Linked DNA regions of Mus musculus: region 1 is linked to region 2. A link is a loop called in an ENCODE intact Hi-C map of the cell type or tissue named here. Cell type or tissue: left cerebral cortex. All regions are shown on one strand. Links, peaks and the distances in the headings refer to the core of each region. The heading gives the core; the rest is flanking DNA.

Evidence for each region. Hi-C counts contacts between places; a loop is a spot of excess contacts. Peaks named below come from ENCODE experiments on the same cell type or tissue, not always from the same donor. Only the 100,000 strongest peaks of a DNase experiment are listed, where the experiment ranks them.
Region 1: it touches region 2 in a loop (8-fold over the local background); 21 of 42 quality-filtered maps call a loop at or near these places.

Annotation. Positions count from the first base shown.
Region 1 is chr16:41,253,023-41,264,446 of GRCm38, forward strand. It overlaps a transcript of Lsamp not described here. Among named protein-coding and RNA genes, the nearest start is that of Lsamp, 270 kb to the right of the region's middle. In left cerebral cortex, for the core only: CTCF peaks have their summits at 4,453 and 5,476 (motif pointing right); a DNase peak (open chromatin) is centred at 5,492.
Region 2 is chr16:41,831,251-41,842,674 of GRCm38, forward strand. All of the region lies in intron 1 of Lsamp (limbic system-associated membrane protein), which reads left to right. It overlaps Gm46551 (a long non-coding RNA gene), which reads right to left. Exons shown (of 2, transcript XR_001781926.2): 1 at 4,719-11,424; 2 at 949-3,681. Among named protein-coding and RNA genes, the nearest start is that of Gm46551, 14 kb to the right of the region's middle. In left cerebral cortex, for the core only: a CTCF peak has its summit at 4,729 (motif pointing left); DNase peaks (open chromatin) are centred at 4,700 and 5,219; H3K27ac peaks cover 519 bases.

The DNA.
Region 1 (11,424 bases), core at 1,850-9,849, 580 kb before region 2:
TTTAATTAGGTACTTTCTTCATTCACATCTCCAGTGCTATCCCAAAAGTCCCCCCTCCCCCCCCCACACCCACTCCCACTTCCCGGCCCTGGCATTCCCCTGCACTGAGGCAAAATATCCTTTAAAGGACAGAAAAGTACCCTCCTTTGTAGCTGCTAAACAAGTTTTTCATTTGATTTACCTTCGTTTCTGGTGTTACATTCTTTGATAATAGACTAAACTCAGAATGTTAAAGTGGTATATATCTTAGTCAATTGAAAATTGTAATCCATTATTTTATTTATTATCGAACATTCTAACACATTTGCTGTCATAGGACAATGCACTGCTACTGCAAATGACTTCCTCCAAAACAAGAAAATACAAGGAAGGAAACAGGACAGGTCCTCTTGTCCTATTTGAATTGTATTAGGTAATGCCTTTGTATTTCCTAATCTATAAAATTTCCCTTTATTTTGAAAGTATATATTATCTCCCCACAAGTTACTGTAGGAGCATATTCCTCCTCCCTCCAAAATTGCATCTCCAAAATATTTCAATCTTCATTTTCTGACCTTGGGAGTTATACTTCCATGCACTTCTATACACAGAGACAAATCTCTACCTTCAGTCCTTCTTTTTTTTTTTTTTCATTGTATCCTTGACATCAACATTTGACCCAGTAGAAAACAAGGCAAACAGGTACATATCCTAGATTCCTTAAGTTTTCTTCCTGAGTTTGTAACGTTCTTCACAAAAAAAAAAAAAAAAAAAAAAAAAAAAAAAAATCAACACAGCCTCCTCAAGCTCTTCCACTCTTCATTCAGCATTATAAATGTTCTATTATATGATTATAATTGGAAATATAAACGATATCCACCCTTCAATTTTTTGTTACTTGGCACACACTCACTCCTGTTCCATTGACATGTTTTTCTTTTAAATTCACCATTGCCAATTTCAACAAACGCTTTTTAATTCTCATTTTCATTTTTTATGTAAGCAGATTTTAGCACAGTTGGTTGTATCTCTCTTTTCATGGCCTTCTCCTTATGTTCTTTTATATTTTCATGTTTTGTCATTTTATCTTTCTGTCTATTCTTCAGCTTTCCTTGCTGACTTTTTTGTCTCCTCCCAACTTTTAATGTTGATATTCTTTATAGGCCAAACTACATGTAGACTCTTTGAAATTTCATGTCTTATTAAGTCATCTCTGACAAGTCTTCTTTTCAGGCACCACCTATACATTTTTCCCTTTAGTCTCAGATTTAATTTTTCAGTGTTTTTTAATATGTCACTTCTACTCGGGAGCAATGGATTACAGATTAAAAACTTCCTAACTCCTCTATCACCAACATATGTTGGTGTATAAATGCTCAGTGTATGATTGCTTTGGGCAATCATCGATTTCTGTGGGAATGGAGGAGGTTATAAATGTACAAATCTGACATCGTTCTTCTCATTTTTCAGAATATTCACCTAGAATTCCAATGGAGTTTATAGTGAGTGGGTCAATTAATAAAGGCGCTTCTCAGCAGTGTTCATTTTTCCCTGAATGGAAGAAATGTTAACTGGAGTAGCAGGGAACAAAGTTCTTACCAACTAAAGCAGTTAGAGCAAAACCAGCAGAGAAGAGGATGTGAAGGAGGAGGAAATGGAGGGGGTAATGGAAGATATAGAGGAGTGAGGTAAGGAAAAGACAGGAGAGTGTGAAAAGGAGAGAGGAGACACTGCAAGGAGGAGTCAGAAGAGGAAACAAGAAGATGGAGAGAGATGGAGAGATGGAGAGGGGAAAGTAAGCAAGTCTCATGAAGTTTGGAAATGGAATTTAGCTCACCAGTGGAAAGACAGAAATATCAAAGGGAACAGAAAATGACAGTGAGTTATTGTTCTCCTAAACCTGGTGTTTTTGTTCCAGCTTTGCCCATTGATCTACAAACCTAACTTATGCAAGTCTTCCTACATGTGTGTCTCCTGCATCCATCCCAACGTGCCACTATGTCTTTGGTGGTTGGTAGGGCTGTGGATCTGGCTGTGGATTCCTGAGCTAGTTGTGAGCACTGTCTATTCTCTGTACTGTATCTCTGGTTAGTTTATAATTCATAGTGGCAGATAGTCTTGTAGGGTTCTTAGACCTCCCCCTGATCTTTCTGGTCATGAATATTATCCTTTTACAGTGATCGAGAAGTGAGAAAAATACTTGTGACTTCTATGCAATGAAAAGATATAAGAAAACAAAATTGTTTCCAGGCAGGCAAGGTTACTAGGCAGATACATCAGAACAGACACATAGTCAATCTGAGAAGTACAGCTCACTGAAGACAGAGATGAAGATCGAGAGTGACTGTGGGCTTAACTCGCATCCCTCTTCATCGGGATCCATATATAAAGCACATCGACACTAAAATTCTACCTGTGGCAGAGGATGTCTGACTCAATTGAGCTCTCTTAGTTATTACACGTGACTAAGAAAAACAAGTATCAACACTCAAAGAGGCTCAAGGATAAAGACCTTTAGAATGGAATGACAGAAACTCACTAGGATGGTGAAATCCACTCAACTTCACCCTCACTGCTGTCAATTTAAACCAAACATTTGAGACACTGTCTATAGATTTAAAACATACTGAAAACTGTGGGCTTTCATTCATTTAGTCCTGAGTCTTGCTACTAGAAATATTACAGTAGTATGTCAGAAATAAAATATTATGAGATGTTCAGTTTGAGTTCAGCAAATGTGGATTGTGTGCCTGCTATCATAGGCAGTTGCAGTCAGTGCTGGAAGTGCCTCTTGAGGTCAGGAACAGCCATCCCAGTGCTCATAGGGTGGCCAAGCCATAAGGTGGCACTTAAGGTGGAATTTCTATTGATATTTAAGTTAACAGGGGCAAAACCTCAACTCCAGTAAGATGAAATGTGAGATTAAAAATGCTTGCCATGGCCTGGGGTGTCTTGTTGTGGATCTCCATGTTTGAATCTCTAGGAAAGCAACTCTTCCATTTAGCAAAGTCTTCTACTGGAAAGAAATTGTGGTGTTTGATAGTCATGCTTACCACATGTGTTCTGTCATGAAAATCTATTTTTACGTTAATGTTATTATGTTAAATATAATTTCTATGGGGCAATTTTTATGCCTAACAGGAGTTCCTAGAGGTGGAATGCGATTCAGACTTTGACACCTTGCTTTGGGTACCTACAGATATTACAAAATGCTGAGTCCGTCAGACAACACCCTGACACTAAGACTCCTCTCTCTTTTTCATGCATTTAACCATGTAATATACAATATTATACAATTATAATATAAGAGAATGAATTATAATCTCCTTGTTTGACCAAATCAATTGCAGAATTCTATTTCTCTCTGTGTTGGTGTAGATTCTTGTTGTCATAGATTATGGTCATTATGATCCTTCAAAATTCGATACATTGTTTGTTTTGTTTGGGATTTTTGTGGGACTCCTAATAGTGGGAGTGAGCATGTGTCTGACTCCTTTACCTGCCCTTGGGATGCTTTTTCTTCTATGGGATTACCCTGGATATAAGGGTTTTTACCTAGTCTTGTTGTATCTTGTGCTTTCTTCAATTGGTATCCTTGAGAGGTGTGCACATTTCTGAAGGGAAATGCAGGCATAGTGGATCTGGGAGAAGGGGTTAGTAAGGGGGACTTTGAGGAGTGGAGGGAGGGAGGGAAAGCTTTATTTAGAATGTATTGTACGAGAGACTAGATTTTGAGAAGAAGATAAAATAGAAACATTGACACGACAATTGCATAACACAATATTTGCTTCATCTCTCTTGTGGAGGAGTTCTCAACACTGTAAAAATACAACTAATAACAAAGAAGTGCCACCAAAGTGCATTCACAGGACTATAGGGAGAAAAGCTGGGGAAAGGAGCATGGGCTTGGTCACAGCTGTCCAGACCAAAGCAGATGCATCTTCTCAGAAATGAATGAGTGATGAATGAGGCATGAACGGTAATCGAGCCTGTGCTTACTGGGCAATTGTACTGGCTAGTTTTGTGTCAACTTGACACAGCTGGGGTTATCACAGAGAAAGGAGCTTCAGTTGAGGAAATGCCTCCATGAGATCCAACTCTAAGGCATTTTCTCAATTAGTGATCAAGGGGGAAAGGCCCCTTGTGGGTGGGACCATCTCTGGGCTGGTAGTCTTGAGTTCTATAAGAGAGCAGGCTGAGCAAGCCAGGTGAGGCAAGCCAGTAAAGAACATCCCTCCATGTCCTCTGCATCAGCTCCTGCTTCCTGACCTGCTTGAGTTCCAGTCCTGACTTCCTTGGTGATGAACAGCAGTATGGAAGTGTAAGCCGGATAAACCCTTTCCTCCCCAACTTGCTTCTTGGTCATGATGTTTGTGCAGGAATAGAAACCCTGACTAAGACAGCAATCATTAGAAATAGGAGTGCCAAAGCATAGGGACAGAGGAAGAGGAGCACTTGCTGTTCTCCAGATGTCCTGCAGGGGTGGAAAAGTTCAACCAACAATGTCTTCATAGTCAGTGTTTAGCCTATCTTGCAATCCAGTGCTTGGTTACAAAACATGCTGTACACATACTTATTAATTTGGGGAGGATGCTTTAATTAAGATATTCAAGTTTTCCTGCTTTAAATATTGAACGTCTCACATTTCTAGCTGAATGTCAATGGTGACCTGTTCACTAAAGAAGGTCAGAGACAAAGACAAAATTGATCATTTATTCACTACCTAGAGAATTTCTATTGTGCCAGAAATAATTATGTGTCATTCACAGATATTTTGTATGTTCATTTCGACGAGTCTAGAAAATCTTCTCGTTCCATCTAAAATCAAGAATCCAAAAATTCTGAGAAGTTAACTTTAAAGTAGTACACATTGGAAAATCATTCTTTTACTTCAGTAACTGGAGAAGTATGTTGTAAATGTGAGTCGGGGCGACATGAAAATATAGCCTGAACTTTTATTTTACCTGATGCAAAAGCTCCTTCACATCAGCAGTAGGCACATAAAAAATAGATGATAGATGTCACAGCTCTTATTTTTTAATGTATACAGATGTTGTGCCTGGATGTATGTTTATGTATCATGTGCACGCTGTAACTTGCAGGGGACAAGAGAGGATGTCAGATTCCCTGGGACTGGAATTACAGATAGTTGTGAACTTCCATTTAAATCCTAGGAGTCAAACCTGGGACCTCAGAAAGAACAGCAAAAACTGTAAACTGCTGAGCCAAAGCCCCTGTCATTCTTAGCAGATCCCTGCAAGTGTGTGAATAGCAGGATGTGAATGGCTGTGTGTGCTTGGTTGTTTATGTGGGTTTTGCCTATGACACAGCGTCAGCTTGACTGTATGCATATGTGTGTGACACGCTGAATGTGTGACTGTATATTAATCAGATATTATCCCTTGCACTTATTTCATTAGCCATAGTCAAACATTAGTCACAAGGCATTGGCAACCCAAATTGGGTTAGAACTCACACCTGCTGCAAGAAAACATTCGACCAGTAGAGGGAGCCTCCATCTCATGATTGAAGATGCCTTTGAAGGGAGGTTTGAAAATCTGAGAAGTGTGGTGCATAGAGAAATAACTGCTCTTGTGTTGCTTTCTCTGCTTACATGCAAGGAGGGATGCATGGAATTAGTTGCCCGTCACTTAAATTATAGGTATTACAATCCTGTGGAGTATTAGATATCACCTTTGATCCACTGCATTACTGTCCCGTGGAGTATTAGATATTTCCTCTGATTCACTGTATTACAGCCCTGTGGAGCATCTGATTCTCTGTTATTTTCAAAGGCCAGGCACGGCCATTGTTGTCCTGGATATTATTGGAGTGTTTTATTCCACAGACAGTGCTGCCGCACCTCCCGGCCCCACTAATACAGTAACAAATGGAACCCGCTAACCATCACTCGGGTTCCTCCTCCCCTTTTCTTATATCATCAGACTTCTGAAGATGGGGTGGGGGCAGGGAGATCAGAGTAGGGGATGAAAGGAACTAGCCCGCATGCGTGCTTCCATAGTTACATCTTCATTCTGCAAAAATTTGACATATCAAAGAAATATCTGAAGGTCGCATCGAAGCAATTTTTAATTTTTAGGTAACATCAAACAAGTTCTCTGATAATTAGATAGGGACGTGTGCTCACTACTCTCGACAGCATATTTTTAGTTTCTCTTTATCTATAGGTTCATTTTTATTGGTTCTCCATTCAAGTGATATATTTATTGTATTCTAAAGAATTTCATAGAATGTATCTCTCTCACATTCACCCCCAATTCCTTCAAGATCAGTCCTTGTGTCTTTACCTATCCAACTTCCTATCATTATTTCACCCCAATGGAGTACTGTGCTGCCCAAATACTCTTGGGTATGAATGACCCCCTGGAGCATGAGCAACCCATCAGGGTTCACACCTTAAGAAAATCTGATCTTCCCTTTCCCATAGCTGTCATCTCATTGTAGTCAATTAGGAGTAGGACTTTATGCTTACCTCTTCTCTTTATTATGGAAGTTGGTCTGCACTGTGCTTATGTAAGCCTTTTACCTAGCCCTTGCAGTCTTTCTGTTCTTCTGCCAAGGTGGTGCCTAAGCCCTGGAAGAAGCATGAACTAGTGACACCCTTTATTATGCTGACCTCCATGTTGACCAGAGATGTATTTCTGTGCTACTCAGTATCTACTGTAAAATAGACTGTTTAGACACTTGTTTGTTTTCCAAGGAAAGAAATAAAGGGTGTGGATTCAATGGGAGGGGGGATATAGGAGGGATTTAGGAGAAGTAGATAAAGGGAAAACCATAATCAGAATATATTGGATAAGAAAAAAAGGCTATTTTCAATAAAAGAAAATTGGAAAAATGAATCTACATGGATGATGGTGAGGAGATGCAATAACCTATGTCCCGATAGTGATGTCACTAGGAGTGAGATTAATACTATGCCTATAATGTTCTCTCTTGGACCTATAGCCCATCTAGGCACAGGTTCTTGGCCCTGATAATGGTGCAAGGTATAACTTCTCTCTTTTGTAGCAAACTTTAAATCCAATTAGAAAATATTTGCCATAATCTTACATAAGCTATTTCTGTGTTATAATATCCCATTTCCTCTTGTTTTATATTTTTCTCTCCATTCTTTACCCTCCATTTTCTTCTCTTCCATTTCTATTTCTTTCTGGTCTAAGGCATCTATTATTTCTTGTCTTCTTTTTCTCACTGGTTCATATTCTCTCAGAGCATCCTTTATCTTCACACACTAAGAAACCTCTTTAACTTTCGGATAAAAGATGATGGGCTTCTTGGGGTATCAGGGCACTTCCTGAGCTCCATATTTTGAAGCAATTCAGGTAAGATGTGTTGAAACCTCATACTTTAACTCCTGCTTCTAACGCAGGTGACCTGTGAGAATAAGAAATCCAGAGCCTTTGGCTCAGGTCAACAAAAATGTTGGCTGGTGCAGTTCTTGTTTCTGTTGTTACAAAATAGAAAGCAAACACATTGATATGTCATGTGCTGGTGAGCCAGGCACATTAAAACCACTAAAATGACAAGAAAATGAAGGCAGCTGTGATATTCACTAGAAGAAAATGCTGGTGGAGCATAAAAAGATAATATAATGCTGGTAACTCTGACTAGTTGTGTTAGAGGCATTTATCACTCAACATACACCCAATATATTACCATTTAATGGGAGTAAGATGTTAACCCCATGGAAATTGTCATGGGAGTAAAATCATCAGTGCATAGAGAGAAGAACTAACATCCAAAATAAGCGTGGCAGTGTACAACTGTGTAGAAAGAGCATTGGCTCTGAAACCGGTTCTGACTCGTGCCAGAGCACTTCTAGATACCGGACCTCTGACAGAGTGCAATGGAAAATGAAAAGTTCTCACATCCAGAATATGCTTCCCTCCTGCTGGACAGTCCCTTAGGGAGGTGGGACAACTTCTAAACTTTGATTTATGCACTCAGAAGATGAGCACAGGCAGTTTCTATTTTAAAATCAACAAGATTGACTCTGATGATCTGAATGGGATGTGATACCATTAGGGGGGGTGCTTTCTCTCCTCTTTATTCTTTCTAATAGTCATCAAGACCTTCTATTCTCCCCCCTAGGATTCAATATTAACTCTCTAACTTCATCTAGAAGTTCATCCCAGTCCTGATTTTGATAGGAGCACTTCAAAAATCTCACTTTTGTCCCAACCACAGATTAGGTTTGTAACTCTTGATTGAATTTTTGCCAGTGCACACACTTTAAGCAAACCAGCATTCAGAAAATAATATTAATAATATTATTAAGAATTGTAGTAAATTCCAGGCATGGTGGCGCACGCCTTTAATCCCAGCACTCGGGAAGCAGAGGCAGGCATTTTTCTGAACTGGTCTACAAAATGAGTTCCAGGACAGCCAGGGCTATGTAGAGAAACCCTGTGTCGAAAAAAAAGTAATAAATAAAAAATAATAACAATAATAATAATAAACCTCTTGGTTCTGAGTTTTCATATAATCTAGGAAAAGATGCATAGGTTATCTTGGTTATCTTACTAGTCTTACCACAAACAAGCCAACCTTAGTTATATGGAAGGAATGCTCTAGAACTCTCACTGAAAGGACTACAACAGATCTCCTCTATCTGGGAATAGACTGCATTCTTTTTTTTTTAACTATTTTTAATTTTTTAAATTTTTATTAGGTATTTTCCTCATTTACATTTCCAATGCTATCCCAAAAGTCCCCCATTCCCTCCCCCCCCCACTCCCCTACCCACCCACTTCCACTTTGTGGCCCTGGCATTCCCCTGTACTGGGGCATATAAAGTTCGCATGTTCAATGGGACTCTCTTTCCAGTGATGGCCGACTAGGCCATCTTCTGATACATATGCAGCTAGAGTCAAGAGCTCCGGGGTACTGGTTAGTTCATAATGTTGTTCCACCTATAGGGTTGCAGATCCCTTTAGCTCCTTGGGTACCTTCTCTAGCTCCTCCATTGGGGGCCCTGTGATCCATCCAATAGCTGACTGTGAGCATCCACTTCTGTGTTTGCTAGGCCCCGGCATTCTTTATCAATGTTTTTTGTCATTTCATTCCCCTGAAATGAAGCCATTTGGTATGACTGCTTTATAGAACTTTTTCTTTGGTTGCCTTTTACTGCTGGATCCAATACCCTGCATTTCTTCTCTGTGATTTTGGATGTGTGCTCCTAAAGACATTTGAAAAAGTTTCTCCTTGGCCCACATTCTTACATGTCAAATCACTTTCTCCAAGTGACTTGAAATCTATGTCTCCAGTCTTGGCATCTGATAAGCTCCCATTTTGATATTCACTGTTTTAAAAACATGTTTATATTTCCATGTGTTGATTGCAGAATGGCTTAGGAAGCAATGACTGAATTACCATATCCTTAAAAAGTGTGTTATTTTCCCAGTGCTGCTACAGCAAGCTGAAGAGCTTAAAGCAAAGCAAATCTATTGTCTCATGGTCTATATGTAAGCAGTGCTGCACAATGTGCTTGGATTATCTTCAGAGGCATACCAGAATATAATAAAGGCACTGTTATGTAGTGATGCTCACCAGGAGCCCCAAGAGCTCCAACTATGAAAGAGTTGTGATTTGTTGTTGTTGTTGTTGTTGTTGTTGTTGTTGTTCTGTTTTGTATTTCCTCCTTTGGTTCTCTAGTCTGCCTCAACCATTCTCTTCTGTTTTTTTCTTTGTTTGTTTTAGAAACCATAAGATAACAGTGGTTCTATCTGGATAATGCAGGATTTTGTTACTATTTAAGATCAATTTGTGACTAATGTTAATTAAATCCCTTAAATCCTTATTGTCACTTAGACTAATGTAGCCACAATCTTGGAGATTACAGTGTGGAATATCACTGAGGACCATAATCCTTTCCTACCAGAAATCATCACTTTCCGTCTCATCGAAAATTAGAGTTGAGAAGAATATTAGGGACCACGTGAGCCAATCTCTTTCCATCCTAGGTGTAGAAACCCGAAGTCTTCTTAAACAGTTTTGTCAAGGTGTTGTGTATTGATGAAATGCCGGTTCTCTTTCTGGTACTTTCACTGGTACCCATAAAATTAAAAAGTGTTGTTGTTGTTGTTTTTTTAATCACTGCCTCTTAAAAGTGTTGCCGTTGTTCCCATTCCATCATGAGTACTGTTGTCTTTTTTTTTTTTTTTTTTTTACCAACTATTCACATTTGTATGCAGGTTTCACTGAATGAAATTATTATGAAAAATATTAATAAAAGGTTTTCTGTTGCTTAAATAGTATTTTTTAAAGAAATTTCAGGAAGCAAAAGAGACACAGAGAACTGAATGAAGTGACTCTAGGGGAATAACAAGGCAGCACAAGGAGAGGAGTTGGCATGTGCATACATCCACACATTCATACAAGGGATGAGGCACAAAATGGGTTGAGTTGGCACAAACTGAGCCAGAGATATCAGCAAGAGTACATGTGGAAAGCCGCTGAAACGATAATGGTGGGAGCGCGAGACAAGGTGATTTCATGAAGAAGGAAGGCACAGGTGTGACAACTGACAAGTCAAGAACGGAAAGAAAACTGGAGCTTGTTTCTGGGACCAAATGACTTGCTTGAAGAGGAAGACCAAAACCAGATGCTGCTTGTCGGGAGGGGATGGCAAAAGTCCAGATATGAACTGTGATGTGACAGTTATCAGAGATATGATGGAAAAAGAACAAATCATGGAAGTATAAGGGGAGGTCTGGAAGGATTTGCTGACTATTCAAAGCAAGTATACATAGAAAAAGATCACAGAGGGCAACAGGACTCTCCACATAGAAGGACTGGAGGGCAGAGGCACCACTACCTTTCTGATTTGAACCCCTGATGTTTCTCTTTGTGAGGAGGGCAGAGGTTTCACTGTTGTCAACTTAAAAGCCAGTGAGAATAGTCAGTTACTCTTACAGCACTCTCTTTATTCATTTCTTTTTTCACAGTACAGATCTTCTTATTTAATTATTTTTTATTTATCCTTTTTATTTTAATTGGGAGTCTAGTAGACTGACATGGTGCCAGCACCCTTGATCCATAAATAAGCAAAGTACAACCAAATGGAAACTAAATCAAACCTGAAGCCTATTACCCAGAAACTACTAACTATCAGCTAGTGATATTTCCAACAGATTTCACCAGTTCCAAGACAACTTGGATTTGTCTACATTTGCCACTGGAATATCTTTCCTTTGGCATACTTACATAACTACACCCCCATTCCTGTCTGTGAACCCTATTTCTCTGTTAGGGTAGTTCTGAGACACTTGCAGTCTAAAACGGTGCCCACCACGTAAGCCTCCAAATGCTCATTAAATAAACTTGTTAAATTTCCAATGTATTTTGTTCTTCAGTTTTTATCAAGCAAGCTTTCACCACGTATCCTGCTCCAGGGTCAAGGGATAACTGAGTGTGAGCATC
Region 2 (11,424 bases), core at 1,397-9,396:
AGAGGGCAGGCTTTTGTTTCATTTTGATACATTTTTTGTTTCACTGATTTTTGTTTGATTTTTGCAGGGGTTTTTTTTTGGTGTAGAATGAGAGAGAGAGAAAGAGAGGGGGAACAAAAAGTGGGGTGGGGAATGAGGAGATTCTGGGAGGAGTTAGGGGAGATAAAAACATGAGAAATATATTGTATAGAAAAGACTTCTTTTTTTTTAATTTATTTTTTTATTAGGTATTTTCCTCGTTTACATTTTCAATGCTATCCCAAAAGTCCCCCATACCTACCCCCCCAATCCCCTACCCACCCACTCCCCCTTTTTGGCCCTGGGGTTCCCCTGTACTGGGGCATATAAAGTTTGCAAGTCCAATGGGCCTCAGAAAAGACTTCTTAATGAAAATAAAAAGATAATCACAGTCTTCTTGTAAAACAAAAAGGAGGGCCCTCAAAAAGTGAGAATTAAGTTAAGCTGAGGCCATGCTATGACAAGGGACAGCTGATGAAAGATATAGACTGGGCCAGTTCTTATGAATGAGGGCTCTCTAGGATGGTCCAAATCAGGAAGAAGCAAGAGCCATTCATGACAAAGCTAGGACTCAGTTTGCTGTCCATAGAAGTGAGTCTGCTGAACCTGAATAAAAATCATCATTACGCCTCAGGAGAATCCAGTAGCTCCTTTGTGAAAAACTGAACCAAAATCTAAGCCAAATAAAATTGATAGTAAAAATTAGAGATAATATAGCAATGAAAATATTAAGTTTTAATGGTCATAATGGCACAAGAGATTTTGAAATAATAATAAAAGATGTTTCATAAAGTATTTATTACAATTTCATAAACTAAAAGGATAATACATTTACAAGAGCATTGCATGGAGTAAATTAGAACTTACATAAAAATGTTGCAACTAGAATAATGAACCAGAACATACATCTGAGAAAATCACAAATAAATATATTGAATGTTAAATATTGATTACTAGTTCAAGGTATTCTAATATATGTTATAAAACAGAAAACCTATGGCTGCTGATTTATGGGGACTCCATAAGGGATTGATTGTTGGTTTTTACAGTATTATATTGGCTAAGCTATCACACCCAACTTCTTTATTAAGTAACTATACGTATTCTGCCAAATTGTGTTTTCAGATAAAACTAATACGGAGATCCCTATATTTTACTAAGACAAATTGCCTTCAGTGGTGTGTTTGGGGGTCCTCTGAGTAATTTAGGCCTTAAGAAAATAGAAGGTGTTAACTAACCCAAAATTGGAGGAATTTTCTTTTTTTTCTCCAGTTTCCTTCTGGATTTATAGCTGTAAGACCAGTAGCTGTTAGAAATTCTCGTTAGTGGTCTGCTCTGTTAACTTCATATTTGCCAGGATCTTCATGAGTGTGGGGAAGCCTCTAAGCACCAACCTGACATGCCCTACCCCTATGTTTGTGCACATGTATGTGTCTTTGTGTGTTTTGTCTGTGTGCATGTGTGTGTCTGTGTGATTGTGTATATACATATTCTGTCTTCATCTCCTTCACCTTTTTAATGGAGAATCTTGACAAATGCAAACTAAAGAATCCCAAACTAATCTAATAGGGGTTTTAGCAACCCCTCTCCAAAGAAATGGAAGAGGGAAGAAAAATAAAAATTCTAAGAAATAATAGACAAAAATACTAAGGAATAATAGGCATTTTAATATCTAAAGTATATGTAGAAACAATGAAAATAAAGTTGTACCAAGCTTCATTATGCTGAAACTGAAGGACACTCAAGAAAAGATCATTTCCCCAAAAGTAATTAGCAAAAGAAGAAAATGCTTAATAAAAAATATAAATTTATTGGAAGGAGACTTGTCAGCACCAATATAGACTAAAAGACAGTGGATTGCTATCTTCAACTTGATGATAAAATAACCATAAAATTTGGTTAAATGCTGGCCCCATATAGAGCATCAAAAGTAGCTCTGATAACAATACAGTGACTTCTCCATTTCCAAATTTGATATTCAAGGAAGCCAGAAAGCATATTATTGAATAAATAATGCAGTAGAGCAGAAAGAGTTTATAATAAAAATTCCAATAATTTTTAACTTTTAGAGAAGGCGACATAGTGAATGTCTTAAGATTCAGCTAAAGTACTTTTTTAAAGAAAGTTTTGCCATGTATTATGAATACATATGGTTTAAGGAAGCAAGGGTGAAAATTGATGAGCTACATATTAAATTCTGAAAGTCGTGAATGGAAACCATGTTAATTCATCAACTTCATAAAATGAGAGAGAATGTTGCAGACAAGATCAGCAAAGTTCAGAGACAGTTCTTTGCAAAAGCTAATAAAATAGAAAAACCTAAGCAGGTTGTTGATCAAATAAAGAAGATAAGAACAAGAAAAGAAAAGAAAGATAACCCTGAAAAGTAAAATAAGAGCAATCATTAAAACAGAGTGGAAAGCTAGAACTGTAAGAGCATAAAATAAGTTTATTTCCTCCACTTGAAAACTGACAGCAAGAAAAAGATTGATTTTAGACAAAATAAAGAATTATTTCTGAGCTATACACGCAGAGAATATATTATATTATATTATATTAATTATACTAGCATATAGATTATAATTATATATCATGTGTGTGTTAGTGTGTGTGTGTGTTAAAACTCATTCCTGCTCAAAGTTCACAGATAATGAAGAAGAAACAAAGAACACTTGGTGCATAAGCATGCCCTCTGTGCGTAAATGCCATCTACGCTGTACAAGCAATAATGAACCTTCTATACTATAATTATATAATGCTGAACTTTGAGCTATATGAAAGGTTTCCTCATCAGAAACTCCTCTCTATTGATAATATATGAATGGTTGTATGGAGGACACATTCCTGAAATTATGGACTACTCATTGTGATGTTGTAGTTCTTAGTAAAAGAACACTTAAATTGGATTCCATTTAACAGACCCTGATGTTGGGTTGTTTTTTTTTTTTTTTCCCTACTGTATGACTGCTTAACATGGCCTTTGTCAGAATGAATACATATTGAGGGGAATAACTAATAGCTATGATAGGCAGGAAGTCTAGCAATTGAATCTGCCAGGACATTGAATAAATTTTTGTTGAATAACATGACCTTTATGTTGTTAGAGGTACAAAGCACAAACTGATGTCATTTAGGCTGAAACAAAGAGGACATGGTCATCATAACAAAGGCAGAACAATTTTTTTTTAACTTAAAGCCTATATCTAACTTCTGGGTCTGCCAAAGTAGAACATTCCTAGGGTGGTATTTATTCATTGCATGAGAATTATGATTTATATAAATACCCATAAAGTAAACCTTTAGCTTCATGCTAAGATCAGCAGTGTTTAAATTCTTGGAATGGATGAAAGGACTCTTAAAATTATCAGTATCCATGCTCTGATTATTTAAATTCTCAAAATCCAAATCAGCCATTAAAAGCACCCCTTACCTACAGTCGGTACAACTCAGAAAGGCTATTACAACTCCAGATCTCTTACAGTAGAATCTAGTGTCTCAGACACTGTGTCCAGGAGAACCAGACAGAAGTGCAATGATGCAAGTCTTGAGCATCTCATATAACCTGGGCTGACCTCCGTGATTGTAGGAGGACTCACAAGTGCAATGGTTGAGCTGCTGCAGTCATTCAGTGGCATCGGGACTCTTCTTTCCTCCACCTGGAATCTGAGAAGCCATAGTGTGAAAGAAATGGGGGAGGGGAAGAAAAGTGAAATTGAAAACTGAGATTATGTTGCTTCTTGTTCTGACTTTGATTACACTGTCATCTTTATTTACTAATGTTCACATTCCTCCACCACCACCACCACCCCCGCCCGTGTGTGTGTGTGTGTGTGTGTGTTGTCATCTTTCTCCTCATCCTTTCTGAAGCATTTCTCTTTCATCTGTCCCAAAACAGGTAATAGAACATAGTAGAATTGTGTGTGATGGGAATAGCTCTGATTGTAATCAAGAGATCTGAATTTCAGCTCTGTCACTGACTCTAAATAGCTTTTCATATAATATGATAAAAATCTCTGTCACCTTGACAGTCAATACAGATGAGATACTTTGAGTGGAAATGAATAGAACTTAAGCCATCTTATGACAGCTTCATTGAAGCCCTGGTAACTGCTGTTTACCCATCAAAGTCCACACCTATGGAGAAAAGAACTGATCACGTTTTCTTTAGCCTCTCCTTTGCTTCCAATTCTCTTTTTAAAATAACCAGAATTTGCTAACACTTTAACACTTTCCCTTCTATAGTTTTGCTTGATCACATGTGCAATCTCTTCAGCAACTGAGTCTCAAATACTTTTATCATCAGTATTCATTTTACTATGATTTCACCCAAACCTCAGTGCGGATTCTTGTTGTGATCTTATAACAATAGTTATTGCGTTTCCACCTCGCTCCGACTTCACATAGCTGATCCAGAATTTCAGAAGGGTTTGTAACAAACTGTTTAGTCACTTTCCTATGGCTGTCTGGATAATAATTCTTGCTAATTCGGAACGTGATTAACTTTCCTCCGCTGATACTCTGCCATGTGATCTCATCACTTTGGGATAATTGTAATCATGAGAAGAAATCGAGCTAGCCGTTTGATTTACTGTTTAACAGTAATCATTTGGTTGTCCTTTCACCTCTCTGGGAAAATGTGGTCCCAAATACAAAAACAAGTCAGTCCTGGAGAGCCAGAGTAATTTTAGAAATACTGTCACCTGGTGGTGGGTTAGAGTTATAGCACTTGGCTTTTTCTCATGTTGATTGAAGTCCATGTCAGGTGTTTAATCTAAGAGATTAAACAGCACATGTTTATTTAACACGAATAGTTAAGAAGGAGAAACACACAAGCCCTTTCTGCCATCCCATGAGATCTTAAGATTCTGTGACTTAAGATCAATTCTCATTCTGAGATATTCCAACCTGATGTTCCCAGATCCATTGTCTGCCTTCCTCCAGTATTCTTTCACATGCATTTGTATCCAGCAAGAACTTGGTAATGTTTTAGACTGATTAAAGCATCTCTCTGATGCTACAATGCCCTTTTCCACTGTGAAAGAAAAAAGAGTCTTTGAAAAAAAAACCCCACAGGCAAGATGTTGTATCCCCTAGAAACCCTCTGTAGAAATGATGTGACCCTATCCATAGTCTAATGAGTCAGATAAGGCCGAACTAAGGGACAGAAAGCACTTTTTTTGTCTCTTCCTCTATCTTTTTCCATTCTCCAAGATAGGAACCATGAGAAGCATTATAGGTCTAAATATAGGTACCATATGCATTGCAATTTATTGATTTGAATATCTTTTGCGAAGAGCACAGAGGCCTGTGCAGTAGTGGTAATGAATCACTTCAGCAACACAGTTGTATATTTAAATCCTGCAGCATCTGTTTGGCAACCAGATAGCTGATTTGATCATTGACAATATAGCAAATTCAAACATTTCAGCATCCTATCTCCTTCGAGGGTAAAGAGATACACTTGAGAGTATGGAGACCGAACTTGGTCTTTATGCCAGAAGACTTGGCTATGATACTTACAGTCACTGTTGTTGGTTTTCTGAAATGAACATTGCACCTGTGTTGGCTTCAGAACCCTCGGTCTTCTAAGAAATTGGTAAATATTTATGTCTGATACCAGCTTGGATATTTTGTGGTTTTATATGTTTCTGATCATGTAAGTTTGAAGGTGAACAGTCATCTGTTCAAAACCATTAATTAATATTAGGGATTTTGCCTGTTATAGTACATAATTGCAGCCCTTTGTGAAAATTTACTAGCTAAAAGTAATTTAAACTAAAAAGAAAATCAAACAAAATAAAAATGAGAAAACCTTTACCCCCTCAAGTCTGGAACACATAAGGAAGCCATTGCCATCATCCAAGTTCAGTGGAGTATAACAGACTCATTGCTACCCAGCACTTTAAATAGTCTCCTAATAATATGTATAGTATATACATGTTGTATATGATGTTTAATATGCTTTTCTAGTTCTGATACATCTGGATTACTGTCATAGGAATCAGTTCAGTCTCCAGCATACTCGTAGAAAAGGACTCAGCAATAACATGAATAAATCACCCTGGCTACCATCTGCCTCAGAATTCCTCCATTTTAACTCAAGCCTAAATGAAAGACTATATAGAGGTTCAAAAGGAAGAGAGGGAGGAGGAACAAGGGGAAATCGAAATAAGTAAAACTTCAGCATTTAAACTTATCATTAATCCAGAAAATTACTGTGGCAATGCATGAAATTAAATAAATTAAATGATACAAGCCTATGGATTTCTTATAAATCAAATATGTTTCCTCAGAGTGCTTTGCTTTCCTTTCATGAGCAAACTTGGCTCACCACTCCATCTATTAAGAATTGGGATGATACTCTTGATTGTAGGCTCTAAAATCCCAGCAAGAGCTGAACAGCAATGACATCGCTGAGAGAACACGCCTGGAGGTGAATGGTACTCTGCCTGCTGAGAGGTCCCTGCACCATCCATTTAGAGAAAATAGTAAAGGCCGACTGACTTTTTTCTACTTATAAATATTGACTTTTTCCTATTTATAAAGCAATGCATTATGATTTCCCTAATATTGTTTGAAATGGAAGATTGATGCTTAATGCTATAGCAACAACCAATCCACATGTGACTAAGAGCAACCAGGAGGATGCCTGTGTTTGTATTTACATTCATGGATGGTACAGGAGGAGATCGGCGAGTGCTGAGTAATGAAAGCCATGAAATCTTTAACCTGCCTGACTTAATAATTATTTTTCAGCCCTGCTGATCCTCTACACTTTTGCTACTCAAAGTGTGGTCCTTGTCATCACTTGAAGGCTTGTTAAAGTTATGGCATCTCAGGACCTACTACTGAACTACTGCAGTGAATCTGCTTTTTAACAAGATCCCTGGGTAATTCCTGTGCAAGGAACTGCTCTCTGCAGCCAACTCCTTTATTAGAATGGTCAGACTCTGTTTTCCAATGTTCTTGCTTTGAGAATATTTTCCTAGTTTTATCTTGGTTCCTTTAAGATCCTTGCTTGAAAAGGGCTGGGAGAATTTGTTTATAGTCAGGCAAAAAATGTAGACCCCTGCTTTTGTGGGTTTCCACTGTCATTTTATAAGGGCATTCTCATCTAGGATAATGCAAGCTTGATCATCTTTAACATGAAGTATGAGGTTTTCCCCTGTATGATATAATTTATTTTATGCTTATTAAAGGTTTCTAATTCACACTTCAGTAAGATCAATCAATAATTTTACAATAAAATTGATTGACTGAGGCTGCCATAAAGGTAAAGATCATTTAAAACCTTGCGCTGTATTTTTTTTCTCAGCATAAAAAATGATTTTGACTATTTCTCAGAGGCTTCTTGTATCAAATGTAACTTCTTGGAGATGAAAAGTCCTAATATATATGTAGCTTTTATAACTAACTAATTAAAGACTTAGATTTTTTGATAATTCTCGTATCAGTATCTATCACCATACTGCTTTCTAACAAAAGAATATCCTCAGTATATTTGAGTTGATTACATTGAATCTATAAATAAATATATTGATAACAATTCCCCACTCCTCCCAAAAATAGAAAAAAAAACTACCTGGAGAGAGAGAGAGAGAGAGAGAGAGAGAGAGAGAGAGAGAGAGAGAGAGAGAGTGAGTTTGGAGGAGCACAGTTATCAGAAACTGAATGATTATCAGCTACCACTAGAATCAAGAGGAGCCAGGGAGGAAAGGTTCTTCCTTAAGACCTTCAGAGCCTCGTCAATAACTTTAACCTTCAATTTCTGTCTTCAAAATCCCTGGAGAAAATTCTGTTGATTAGATGACCGAGTCTGTGGTCATTTGTTATAAATGTCCACAAGAAACTAATGAGCTACTAAGTCTGAGTCTTGATCACAAAACCGTAATCATATTTCAAATGGAATCTTCTGATCCGTTTTCTATGAAGAAAGAGACATATGGAGAACATCCACTGTCAAAAGCATGTAGGTGAACAAGCAGAGATTACCCACATACAATTGTTGAATGTTGTCAAGAAAGGGAAATAAATGCGAAGGACAATATTTAAGCACCCTTTGGAACTGCATGGGGCATAGAGTTAACAGAACCAATGATCTAAAGAAATTGTGCTTTGAAAGAGCCATAACCTTTGATTTATGACATTTTCAATACTCAAAAGTGGTAAGTTTAGTTCAACAATGGCAGCCAAACCCAGGGTCTTTGCAGTATTAGCGTTCTAACACTTTGTTATTGTACTTGAAAGTACACTCTTACCTTCTAAGAAGACTTTATACTATTCTGCTACAGCCAAAGAGAAGGGAAGGAAACACTCTAAGGTCTGGCTGAACCAGAGACTGTAAATTGTTCTTCACATGCCTCATTCTCTTACCAAAGCTTCATGTCTAGAGGTAGAAAATATATTGATCTATTAGGAGTATGAAAGAAATGGGTAGTTTTGAAATTGTTCTCCCTCCATGTCATTAGTGGGATTCTTGCCACCATGTAACCCCACAAATCAGCACCCAAATTCAATGCCAAACTTTCTCAAAAACCGTAACTCATTAAGCTTTAGTGCTCCTGAAGATAAGGACCTTGCTTGTGTAAGGCCATCAAACACCAATATTGACTCTGTAGGACATTTTTAAGGCTATTTATATCACAATAAAGGCACTTTATTAGTCTCATCAATCAAGGGAGTCCAAATTTCACCCTGAGATCAGTCTGCCTGAGCCTGTGGACCAGGGAAGGATGAGAAATTATAGGATGCATTATCTTCAATCTCATTTGAAACTTCCTAAATGAAACACCAGACAGGCACAGTTTATTGCTTATAAAATAAATGAAGGAGGTACTGCTAATGTAATAATGAAAGACTGGGCTTCTGGTTGTTTTTCCGCTCTTGACAGAGAGTTGGTGGTCAGCCAGCACAGTGATTACTGGTTTCCATAGTTAAAGACACAATACATCTGTCATTTGACCAAGATGAATGTAGTGGCCATTCAGGAGGACTGCACCCAGCTTGTAGCAGAGACCCAGGCTGCTGGTTTCTGTAATCTGTGACTTGGCATGTGATCCCATCATTCTCTGGGTCAGGGAAATACCATTCCACAGTCATTAAACAGTTCAACTCCAAGTCAGACCAAGTTAGGTTCAAATTCCACCTGACTTCTCTGAGCCAAGATCTCATCTGAACAACAGAAGATCACCATCTTCACATGGATTTGAATAATTAGCACAGATAATGCCTTATATATAGTACTCAGTGACTGCTTTCTTAAGGATATCAGTGTTAATGCATTTTACCTTTAGTCACATGTCCATGGACAGCTGATATCAGAAGTTAAGCAGATGGGGAAGCCTGTCAGATTAAGGACATCGATTGTAGCATCCATCAGACTGGAATCTTCCCCTCAGCTAAAAGATGAGTTGTTCAGTAATGAATTTAGTTTCTCTGAGTTTTAGTTCCTTAAGCTATAAACAGTTATTAACATAAAAATGGCACCCCCTAAAAGTTGTTATATAGACCAAATGGAAAATTCACAGTGGTAATGTATATGCTAAATGTTCTCCATATGGCTATAGTGCCTCATAACAATTAACAGTATATCAGCAGCACTCTTAAACAGTTATTGAGAAGTCAGTGGATTTTTAGCAATAAATGTTAATGAGTGTGTCCAAAAAATTATAAATTTTATACAGTTTATACATTAACTCAGAAAAATGTCTGTTGAGTGCCTCCTATGGGGTTTCCTGTTCAATCACCTTAGGAACAAGATGAGGAAGATGAACCTGTCCTGTGCTTACTAGTGATAAAAGAATTAAAATAGGGCAGTATCAGAGTGATTATTGATAAACAAGTGTCTGATGTAGTTTGAACTAAGAAAGACCAAGCAATGCAAATATAAAGAAGGTGGTTGGCAAACTTTTAAGCAAAGGGCTATGCCAAAGCTGACAGGGAGAGAGAGAGAGAGTGAGAGAGAGAGAGAGAGAGAGAGAGAGAGAGAGAGAGAGAGAGAGAGAGAGACCATAAAATGATCAGGGTGTTACATCTGGGAGCTGATGGGGAAGGAGTGGATTGACATAATCTGATGTATGAGAGTCAGTCAGAGACAAGACCATATAAGGATAATGGTAAGAACTGCAATTCCACACAAAACATATAGCATAGTCACTGGATACTATTCATAGCTGGTAGGTATGGGTTATTATAGCCTGATTTTCCTTTATCAAACAATGAATCTGACCTTTGGACAGGAAGAGCTAGTTATAGATTATAGTGAATTACAGAAACGCATACCAAGGCAAGGGAGATGACAACACTGAATGAGGGTGGGATATATTCTGAAATATATTATCCTGATGAGTTTTCAAAAATAGTCTACTAAAAAAAAAAAAAACCAAGACTATCTTGAAAGAGTTCAATCAAGAAAATTTTACCTTCAAGTTTTGGGAGGCAACCAAAAGCAATGGAAATAGTTTATATTATTTGGGTAGTCTTGGACTCATGTGATCAACAACTCAAAGGGTGATTTTTTTCATGTCTGGCAATTTCGATTTTGTTAAATAATCTATGGCTGTTGGAGTGAACACTGTTAGCCATGTATTGTAAATCTATTTTAACAGTGCATATCTATCTAACTTCTCATGTATACACATGCCTGTTGTAGATAACCCTGGGGCTAATTATATTTGATGTTAATTCCATTCTCCTGTGAGTGGTTGCGAACACTGAGTCAGCACTCAGGTGATTTCCTGTAAACCTGCTTCCCACCTTAATTTGTAAAATAAGGAGAGCTGATGATTGGGCAGATAAAAGGGAAGGTGGATCAGAAGGTAGGGAGAGAGAAGGAGGAGAAAATGGAAGAGGGAGATGAAGAAAAGCAGAGCAGGAGCACATGGCCTGGAGAAATCACAAGTTCTAAGGGGTCTCATAAACTGTGGAAGATGGTAGTGTAGCAGTAGATCTGCCCAATCTAGGCACACAGCTTGTAATCATATTAACTGTTGTGTTTTCATTGTTGGGGCATATTCAGGAGGAGATTTACCACAACACATGCCTGTATTTTTGAGTAAGCTTACGAAATAATATGTTTGTCTAAGGTGTTTTTTTTTTTTTCCTAAAGATATCCTTAGTGATTTTTCTCTCCTTTTTCTTCCATCTTGCTTTGTGTTATTGTCCCCTGGGGTGATAATACTTATCTGGAAGTCTCCTTACTGAGAACTAGGCCTCTAGGTTCTAGAAGTTATTGTCCAAGCTGCCAGTGGAGAAAAGCAATCAATAGTCCTACATAATGATATAGATCACGAGAGAACCATGAGAATGACCAGAACAGAAAGATGGCCCCCAATGGTCCAGTAGTGGCACTTTTACCGTGGAGGTAACCAATAACTTCCTAATTGGTCCTACGTCCTGCTCCATAAG